Regions from separate parts of the Homo sapiens genome. Here all the other regions are linked to region 1. Evidence: chromatin contacts called from ENCODE Hi-C or POLR2A ChIA-PET data. All regions are on one chromosome and are shown on one strand. Each heading gives the region's core, a stretch centred on a gene start or an enhancer-like site at or near the end of the contact. The rest is flanking DNA. Distances are from core to core; before and after follow the strand shown.

Evidence for each region. Hi-C counts contacts between places; a loop is a spot of excess contacts on that map. ChIA-PET counts read pairs that join two places held with the same protein, here RNA polymerase II (POLR2A). Pooled maps may share reads with other maps.
Region 2: a map of B cell shows a loop between it and region 1 (19-fold over the local background). The contact joins the promoter of TBCA here to the promoter of TENT2 in region 1. A Hi-C loop is called at or near these places in 3 of 168 maps with a recorded cell type or tissue (B cell, CD4-positive, alpha-beta T cell and CD8-positive, alpha-beta T cell) and 10 of 50 pooled maps.
Region 3: a map of B cell shows a loop between it and region 1 (14-fold over the local background). The contact joins the promoter of DHFR here to the promoter of TENT2 in region 1. A Hi-C loop is called at or near these places in 9 of 168 maps with a recorded cell type or tissue (B cell, CD4-positive, alpha-beta T cell, CD4-positive, alpha-beta memory T cell and 4 more), 3 of 37 single-sample maps with no recorded cell type and 18 of 50 pooled maps. POLR2A ChIA-PET finds 5 or more read pairs at or near these places in 2 of 52 experiments (H1 and OCI-LY7).

What each region holds. Positions count from the first base shown.
Region 1 is chr5:79,611,145-79,613,727 of GRCh38, forward strand. TENT2 (terminal nucleotidyltransferase 2) reads left to right here and starts at 1,297. Exons shown (of 15, transcript NM_001114394.3): 1 at 1,297-1,931. LOC124901014 (a long non-coding RNA gene) reads right to left here and starts at 1,193. Exons shown (of 2, transcript XR_007058840.1): 1 at 998-1,193; 2 at 327-876. RefSeq lists an enhancer at 902-2,101.
Region 2 is chr5:77,775,033-77,777,615 of GRCh38, forward strand. It overlaps TBCA (tubulin folding cofactor A), which reads right to left and starts at 1,307. Exons shown (of 4, transcript NM_004607.3): 1 at 1,173-1,307. The coding sequence starts at 1,225. RefSeq lists silencers at 904-1,073, 1,194-1,453.
Region 3 is chr5:80,653,711-80,656,293 of GRCh38, forward strand. It overlaps DHFR (dihydrofolate reductase), which reads right to left and starts at 1,273. Exons shown (of 6, transcript NM_000791.4): 1 at 694-1,273; 2 at 298-347. The coding sequence starts at 779. MSH3 (mutS homolog 3) reads left to right here and starts at 942. Exons shown (of 24, transcript NM_002439.5): 1 at 942-1,254. The coding sequence starts at 1,018. RefSeq lists a silencer at 768-1,377 and an enhancer at 795-1,563.

The sequences.
Region 1 (2,583 bases), core at 47-2,546:
TATATCAAAATATGTGGAATGTAGCTAAAACAGTATAGAGGGACACTTATCACACCAAATGCCTGTACAAACAAGAGACATCTAAAATTAATGGTCATCAGTTTCTGAGTTAAGAAACTAGAGAAACAAAACAAGAAATTTAAAAATTAAAAAATAGCAGAGTAAAGGAAACAATAAACATAAGAGCAGAAATCAATAAAATAGAAAACAGAAAACCAGTAGAGAAAATCCAAGAAAGCAAAAACGGGCTTTGAGATTTGAGATCCGTAAACCGAGAAGCCCCTCACCAGATCGATCAGAAAAAAAGATGACACACAAATTACCAATTTCAGAACCTGAGGGGTCAGATTTTATAGACATTAAGTGGACAATAAAGGAATACAGCTAACAGATTTGCATTATTAAACAATTTAGACATTTCTACAAATTATTAAAGCTCACTCAAGAGGCGATATCAATAAATATTTGTTGAATTAGTGAATACCAGCTATTACTATGGGCAAGGCGCTAAGTCCAGGCTTTAGAGAGAAAGAAAGCATTTTTTTTTTTTTTTTTTTTTGAGACAAAGTCTTGCTCTGTCGCCCAGGCTGGAGTGCTGTGGCACGATCTCGGCTCACTGCAACCTCCGCCTCCCGGGTTCAAGCGATTCGCCAGCCTCAGCCTCTTGAGTAGCGGGGTTACAGGCGCACGCCACCAAGCTCGGCTAATTTTTGTATTTTTAGTAAAGATGGGGTTTCACCATGTTGGCCAGGCTGGTCTCGAACTCCTGACCTCGTGATCCGCCCGCCTCAGCCTCCCAAAGTGCTAGGATTACAGGGGTGAGCCACCGCGTCCGGCCAAAGAAAGCATTTTCCTTCCAAAGAAGCTCTCAGGTTACTGGAGGGGCAAAAGAACAGATAAAGTTTAATGTTGCTCCGGGGGAGAAGATTAGGGGAACACTGGTTAAAGAAAGGCTTCTCTGGGGACAAGTCACTCGGCCAACACACGAAGGACCCACAGAAAACGTCTGTTACAGCTAGAACGGCTGCACGTGAGTTCAGGCAAGGGGCCCAGAAGTGGCCCTCCGGCGACTGCCTGCTCCACCCCTCTTAGTGCAGTCCTAACCCTTTCCCAACTTGTGCTGGCAGCAGTTAAGAAACTCCTTTCAAATCCGGCTGTCTTGCGCCTGCGCATTCAAGCAAAGCGCTCATAGGCGGGGTGGGGGGGGTGGGGGGGGTTGGGGGGTGGGGGGGGTTGGGGGGTGGGAGGGAGGCGGCCACCGGAAGTGTGACCTTTCGCTCCCCGCTGCCTATTCTCATCCGGGGTCACGTCGGTCTTCCGGGTGTCTTTGACAGGGTTTTCTACGCCGCTTTTTCGGCGACTTTTTGCTCTTCCGCTTTTTGCCACCGCCCCCAACCTTCTATATCCTTGCAGCCCCTACCTTTTCTTGTGTTGCTCCTCCCCTGGCAGCCGTGAGGGGGGTTAGATCTCAGCCGGAGCCGGAGCTGGGCCTAGCTGTCCCACGGGCCACCACTACCTCCTTTGGTTCGGGAGAAAGCTACGACCAAGTACGCCCAGCTCGGGCCTTAGAACTTCTGAACGGGCAGTGCGGGTAGGCCCTGCTTAGCCCTTCCCGGAGGACACCTGTGAGTTTAGGGGGTTTCGGAGAGGAACGCAGCAGTGTAGGCCCAGGTCGGCGGCGGGGCACGGGAAACTTTTCCGAAACGGTAGCGTTTTGTTTTGCGTGGGAGGTTCCAGCAGTATCTCTTGGTTATTCCAAATTTATGGGCGGCATCTGGGCTGCTGTACATTTTGAAGAATCTTAGGACCGCTTACTTTGCTTACTCGTTTTCTATTCCTCGCGTACTGCCTCGTCCACCACTCCAGGACCAAAAGAGGAAGATAGTCTTGGGACCCTTGCATGGTGTTTCAAAGGGTGGTGAAGAACTAAGGTACGTAGCTGGATTAATTAAAAAATTTAAAAGGCATTTATCTTTTAAGCCTTAATTAAATGGCATGAAATTGCTTCAGCTTTTCACTTTATAGGAAAATGCACAGGTTAAGACTGTTGTGTGCGTTTCTTTTCTTGTTCAGCCTTTGTAGAAAAGCTCTTCGTCTCTCAAGGTGAGAACACGAAAGGCTTATATGTCTCAAAACTTATGGATTCTCTAAATTACTTGTCTTATCTCTTTCAACTCTTTGTTTAAAGTAGCAGATATTTTTCATTAGGGTGAACAGAGAAGAAACAAAGGGAAACTGTAAAACACAAGCTAAATAACACATGTGCAGTGTATGATTTTGTGAAGAAAGAGATTGTAACTGATTACTAAATCTGTGTTTTTATATTACAGGTAACATAGTAACTTTTGTAAATATCTTCATATTGTATGGTTCAGTACCACCAGGCTTCTAACACGTACTGATTAACAGCCATAAGGCTATTAATTTATACTGATTAATAGCCAGTAATAGTGACGTTACTTTGTTGGTGTGAATAGCCCTAATTATGTCTGTTCTGGAAATGTCCTGTAACAGGTTCCATGTGAAATAGGCCGTTTATGAGTTGTTTAAGAAATGCCCATTTGGAGCCATGTGACTAGATTA
Region 2 (2,583 bases), core at 57-2,556, 1.8 Mb before region 1:
AATTCCTTGTGGGCCTCAAGACCTTCACTCTAAAACAGTTCTGTTGTATTTCACCCTGGCAATGTAAATTGATAGCTTATCTTCACAGGTATGGGACAAAGAACAGAACTCAAAGTCACCCCTCTACCCACCTGAGACAAATGCGTAACTGACTGCTTCCTCTGCCCTACTGTGTATGTAAAATCGCAGATTCATTTAGCCGACTAAGGCATAAGTGACTATTCTTCTATCCCTCTCTCACATGTAAATTGTGTATTAAGTGAAAAGCTGATCAAAGACTCAAAAGAATGCAACCATTTGTCTCTTATCTATGACCTGGATGCCCCCCAACCTTCTAGTTGTCCTGCCTTTCTGGAGGGAACCAAGGTACACCTTACCCATTGACTAATATCTGAGGTCTCCCTAAAACGTATTACACCAAGCTGTGCCCCAACCGCCTTGGGCACATGTCATCAGGACCTCCTGAGGCTGTGTCATGGGCACGTCCTTGGCAAAATAAACATTCCAAATTAAGACCTGTCTCAGATACTTCTGGTTCACAAGTTATTTAAACAGCATCTCACAGCCTCTGGGGCGAGCTTCGGGGAATCTGACTGGAGAAAGTGAGGCCACATAAGTTTGCTGAGTGTGCTAGAAGTTCAGGCCCAGTTCTCAAAGCCTGCCAGTCACGCCAGCCATGTTAGGTCACACGGCTCCACTACGGTCTTTTTTGACGAGGCCCAGATCCTCCGCATCCCCCTAAACTTCAGAGCCTGCTTTCAAGCCCATTTGAGAGCACAGCTGGGATCCCGCTTCCCCGGGCCAAGTTCAGCAAGGAGAGGCCGGCGCGCGCACACAGGAGGCACGGGATCAGGGCCCGGCCCGCCCTCGCAGGCCGCGGCCCACCACCTTCCCACCGCGGGCGCCGAGAAACCGGGCCACCGCCGACTCTTCCGGCAAATCAGAGCGGCCAGTGAGCGGAGAGGGACGGGAAGCGGCGTGCGAGGCTGGCGGGCTCGGGCGTCAGCGCGCCCCGCTGGGTCCCTGCCAGTCCCAGCCAACTGCGGAGCCCCGGGTGCGGCCTGGAGTTCGGAGCCCGCCTCGGGCCTCCTCGGGCCTGCGCTCCGCTCAGCCTCGCGGGCCGCCATGAGGTGACGAAGAGGAGGTGCAGGGCGCCGCTCCCGGCTCCTTACCGCTTCACCACGCCGGTCTTGATCTTGATCTGTCTCACGCGAGGATCGGCCATGGTCCCTCGAGCGCCGCGAGAAGGAGGGGCGGAGAGCCGGGGTAACCGTGGAGGGCGACGCGCAGAGGCTGCGGCTATTTAGGCGTGGTCGCCGGCGCGCATGCGCAGGCTGCGCGGCCCGTCGTCCCCGCCACGCCCCGCGGGGCGGGTTTACTAGAGGGCGGTACCCTGCTCCCGCCAGTCCCTTTACCCCTCGTGCGCCCCTTTACCCGTAGTGAAACGTGCCCTCCTCCTCTCTCTCGGACTGCCCCTCTTTTTACTTCAGGCGCAAGTTACACTATCCCGGTCTCCACAGCCTGGGCCTTTGGGGAAACTAACGTCTCTCTGGGACGTTGCTTTGCGGGATTATCTGCTTAATGGACGGAGTGACCTAAAAAATGTATTAAGGGTATTTTCGATGTCGTTATCTGGTGTCAGATGAGGCAGAGTGATGCATGTGTAGTGAAACAAACTGCCATCATGCACGCAGTCAAGAAAATCCTTGCCCTTTACCTCAAATCCCTGCAAGAAGGTTTGTAGATAACGTGCCTTTCAAAGGAAATGACTAACAGAACTTCTTCAGATGATCACTTATAGTGTATCCTAAATATTTAACTTACAAGAATGTGTGTCGCACACAAAACCTTGGGCTTCCTAATCAGACAAACCGGCTTACAATCGAGGTTCCACCCTTTAATAGCTAGACTATTAGCTAGACAACACTGATACGTATGCTGTTTAGCCTTGCAGCTGATCAGTCTGCAAAATGGAAATAATAATGTCCATTTTACAGATTAGGTATAAGGGTTAAAACACCTAGCTCATTGTCTGACGCATGGTAGATGCTGAACAACATTTGACTATTTTATATGTTCAAAAATATATTTGTTGCATAAAATGAGGCACATCTACAGTGAGCTCTAGCAGTCCCTTCCTAAGAGAATCTCCTGAGGAATACAGGGCAGAATCGCCCTTTTTAAAATTGCTTTTCTTTTTCTTTTTCTTTTTTTTTTTTTTGAGACAGATTCTCACTCTGTCGTGCAGTGGCTTGATCTCGGCTCACTGCAACCTCCGCCTCCTGGGTTCAAGTGATTCTCCTGCCTCAGCCCCTAGAGTAGCTGGAATTATAGGCGCGTTCCACTATGCCTGGCTAATTTTTTTTTTTTTTTTTTTTTGTATTTTTAGTAGAAACGGGGTTTCACCACGTTGGCCAGGCTGGCTAGAACTCCTGACCTCAGGTGAGGCCCACCTCACCCTCCAAAAGTGCTGGGATTACAGTCATGAGCCACCGAGCCCACCCCCTTTTTAAAATTTCTTGGTACCATCCTTCAAAGACACCCATATGACTGTCTTTTTCCTTCCCTAGCCTGACTTACTCA
Region 3 (2,583 bases), core at 23-2,522, 1.0 Mb after region 1:
CAGCAGCTGTTCCAAAGGCCTACTCTGTTTTCCTTTCGGAGTGCTCACCTCCACCGAAGCCTCCACCCAGCTGCCAATTCTGCCCCATGCCTGATAATTTGCTCGTGCGTTGACATACATAAAATTTCTAAGACAAAAATTTTTTAATAATGGTAAATGAACCTTGGGAACTGCATACAGATCATACAGATCCATAATAAGAGAAAAGGTCCCAGATTAACACGGAAAACTTTCCATTTAACTAACATTTGCACTGGTAAACTTCATCAAGCAAGACCCTACTTAATCCCACATTACCTTCTACTGAAGAGGTTGTGGTCATTCTCTGGAAATATCTGAATTCATTCCTACAAGTTAGAGAAACAGCGTTACTCGAAACATTATCCCTTGGGCTCGAGCTCTAAGGCACCTGACAAACGGAGCGCTGTGGGTAGGGGTGAGGTGTTTTCTCCAGGGCTGGGACTTTGCCCTGGGCGAGGGCGCCGCAGGGCAAAGACCTCACCGGGCAGCAGAATCCGGGCAGAAATCAGCAACTGGGCCTCCCGCGCAGCAGAAAAGGGGAATCCAGTCGGGCCCACCCTTCCTGCCAGCGCAGACCGCAAGTCTGGCCCCATCCTCTCGCCGGGAGTCGGCCACCCCGACCGTGGGCAGCCTGCGCCCGTTTGGGTCCCATCGCCCCGGCCCGGCAGATACCTGAGCGGTGGCCAGGGCAGGTCCCCGTTCTTGCCGATGCCCATGTTCTGGGACACAGCGACGATGCAGTTTAGCGAACCAACCATGACAGCAGCGGGAGGACCTCCGAGCCCGCTCGTTACAGCAGAACGCGCGGTCAAGTTTGGCGCGAAATTGTGGCCGCCCCGCCCCCCTCGTCCCCATTTGTGCAGGCGAGGCCCCGCCCCCCCGCCCCGGCGCACGCAGGGTCGCGGCGTGCTCGCGCCCGCAGACGCCTGGGAACTGCGGCCGCGGGCTCGCGCTCCTCGCCAGGCCCTGCCGCCGGGCTGCCATCCTTGCCCTGCCATGTCTCGCCGGAAGCCTGCGTCGGGCGGCCTCGCTGCCTCCAGCTCAGCCCCTGCGAGGCAAGCGGTTTTGAGCCGATTCTTCCAGTCTACGGGAAGCCTGAAATCCACCTCCTCCTCCACAGGTGCAGCCGACCAGGTGGACCCTGGCGCTGCAGCGGCTGCAGCGGCCGCAGCGGCCGCAGCGCCCCCAGCGCCCCCAGCTCCCGCCTTCCCGCCCCAGCTGCCGCCGCACATAGTAGGTTCTGTCTGGGACTGGGCAGGGCCATCGGGGCTGGGGGGGCGGGGCTTGTGGGTAAGGCGGGCGGAGGCGGGGACCCTCCGCCCGATGATAGGGCTGGAGGAGGAAGGGGCGGGCTGAAGAAGGGGAAGGTGGGAAGAGCCCAGCCGGGGCTACAAATTGGGTGAAGCGCTGAGGTTTTAGTACTTCCGTTTGAGGAGATAGGCAAAGGTTATGCAGGTTTTTAATGGCAGGCCTGAGACAGGAACTCAGGTCTCCTGACTCCCATTCTGATGAGGGGGCTTGTGGGCAAGGGGTGCGTCTTTTAACCTCCATCCTTTTTTTTTTTCCTTGGTGGTCGAAGAGTTTTACTGATTTTTTAAAAAAGTGCTGGATTGGGTGACTAGAAGAAAGCTGCCCTTAGGTCTCCAGTTTTTAAGACTGCAACAGCATGGCTCAATATTTGAAATCACTACGGTTAAAAGCAGTCATATTGTGCAGTTCCCCAGTGAACTCTTTTTGTAGTTTAGATTATAAAGTCTGAAATACAGTTTGGGTGGATAAAGTTTCTTAGGATGGTATAGATGTGACTAATCATGGAGTCCTTCCTGTTGCCATCCTTCAACGCAATAAGTACGTTTGTTTGTTTTTAAACCAGAGATACTGCCACAGGAAAAGCCCAAGGGTGACCCCTCACTTGGGTCACCTGCACAGTATTTTTCAGATTGAGGCTGTGGAAGGGCATTGAAGACTGGTGTTTAGCCACCTACCGTGTTTTAATGTAGGTGGCAGCTTGGGTGCTTCAAAATCTTGTTCCTTTCGTATATATTTCTCCCTTAAAATGATTACTCCTCTTCTGTTTTTTTTGAGGACGAGCTACGTTTTCATGAATTCACCAAAATTTTGCACCCACCATTTAAAGGGTAGCTGGTGAAGGACTTATGTATGCTTTTGGCAAGTTTTCTGCCAAGAAAAAATTCATAATCTTGTCACATCTTTAGTGATGAACATAAACCTTTTAAACAGGAAACACTTAAATTGCAGTGAACATGTCAAAAATGATACTGTTCTTTTATTACCTATCTTTTCCCCTCTGTGCCTTTGCTACATAACTGTTTATTTCTTAGAGGTATTTTATTTAGCATATGTAAGTAGGGTGATTCAAGTTTTATAATTAGAGAAAGCTGAAGGCTCATTGAATCAAGACCGGTAGCAGCCTTGGTTTCAATTAATTCTAAACACGGCTTGAGTTGCTGAGGCTCCTGACTATCAGACTCTACCTTGTCTTTTATGGTGTTAAAAACAGTTCACCCATAGGGTTTTCCAGAGCTAAAAGTAGAGGATTCT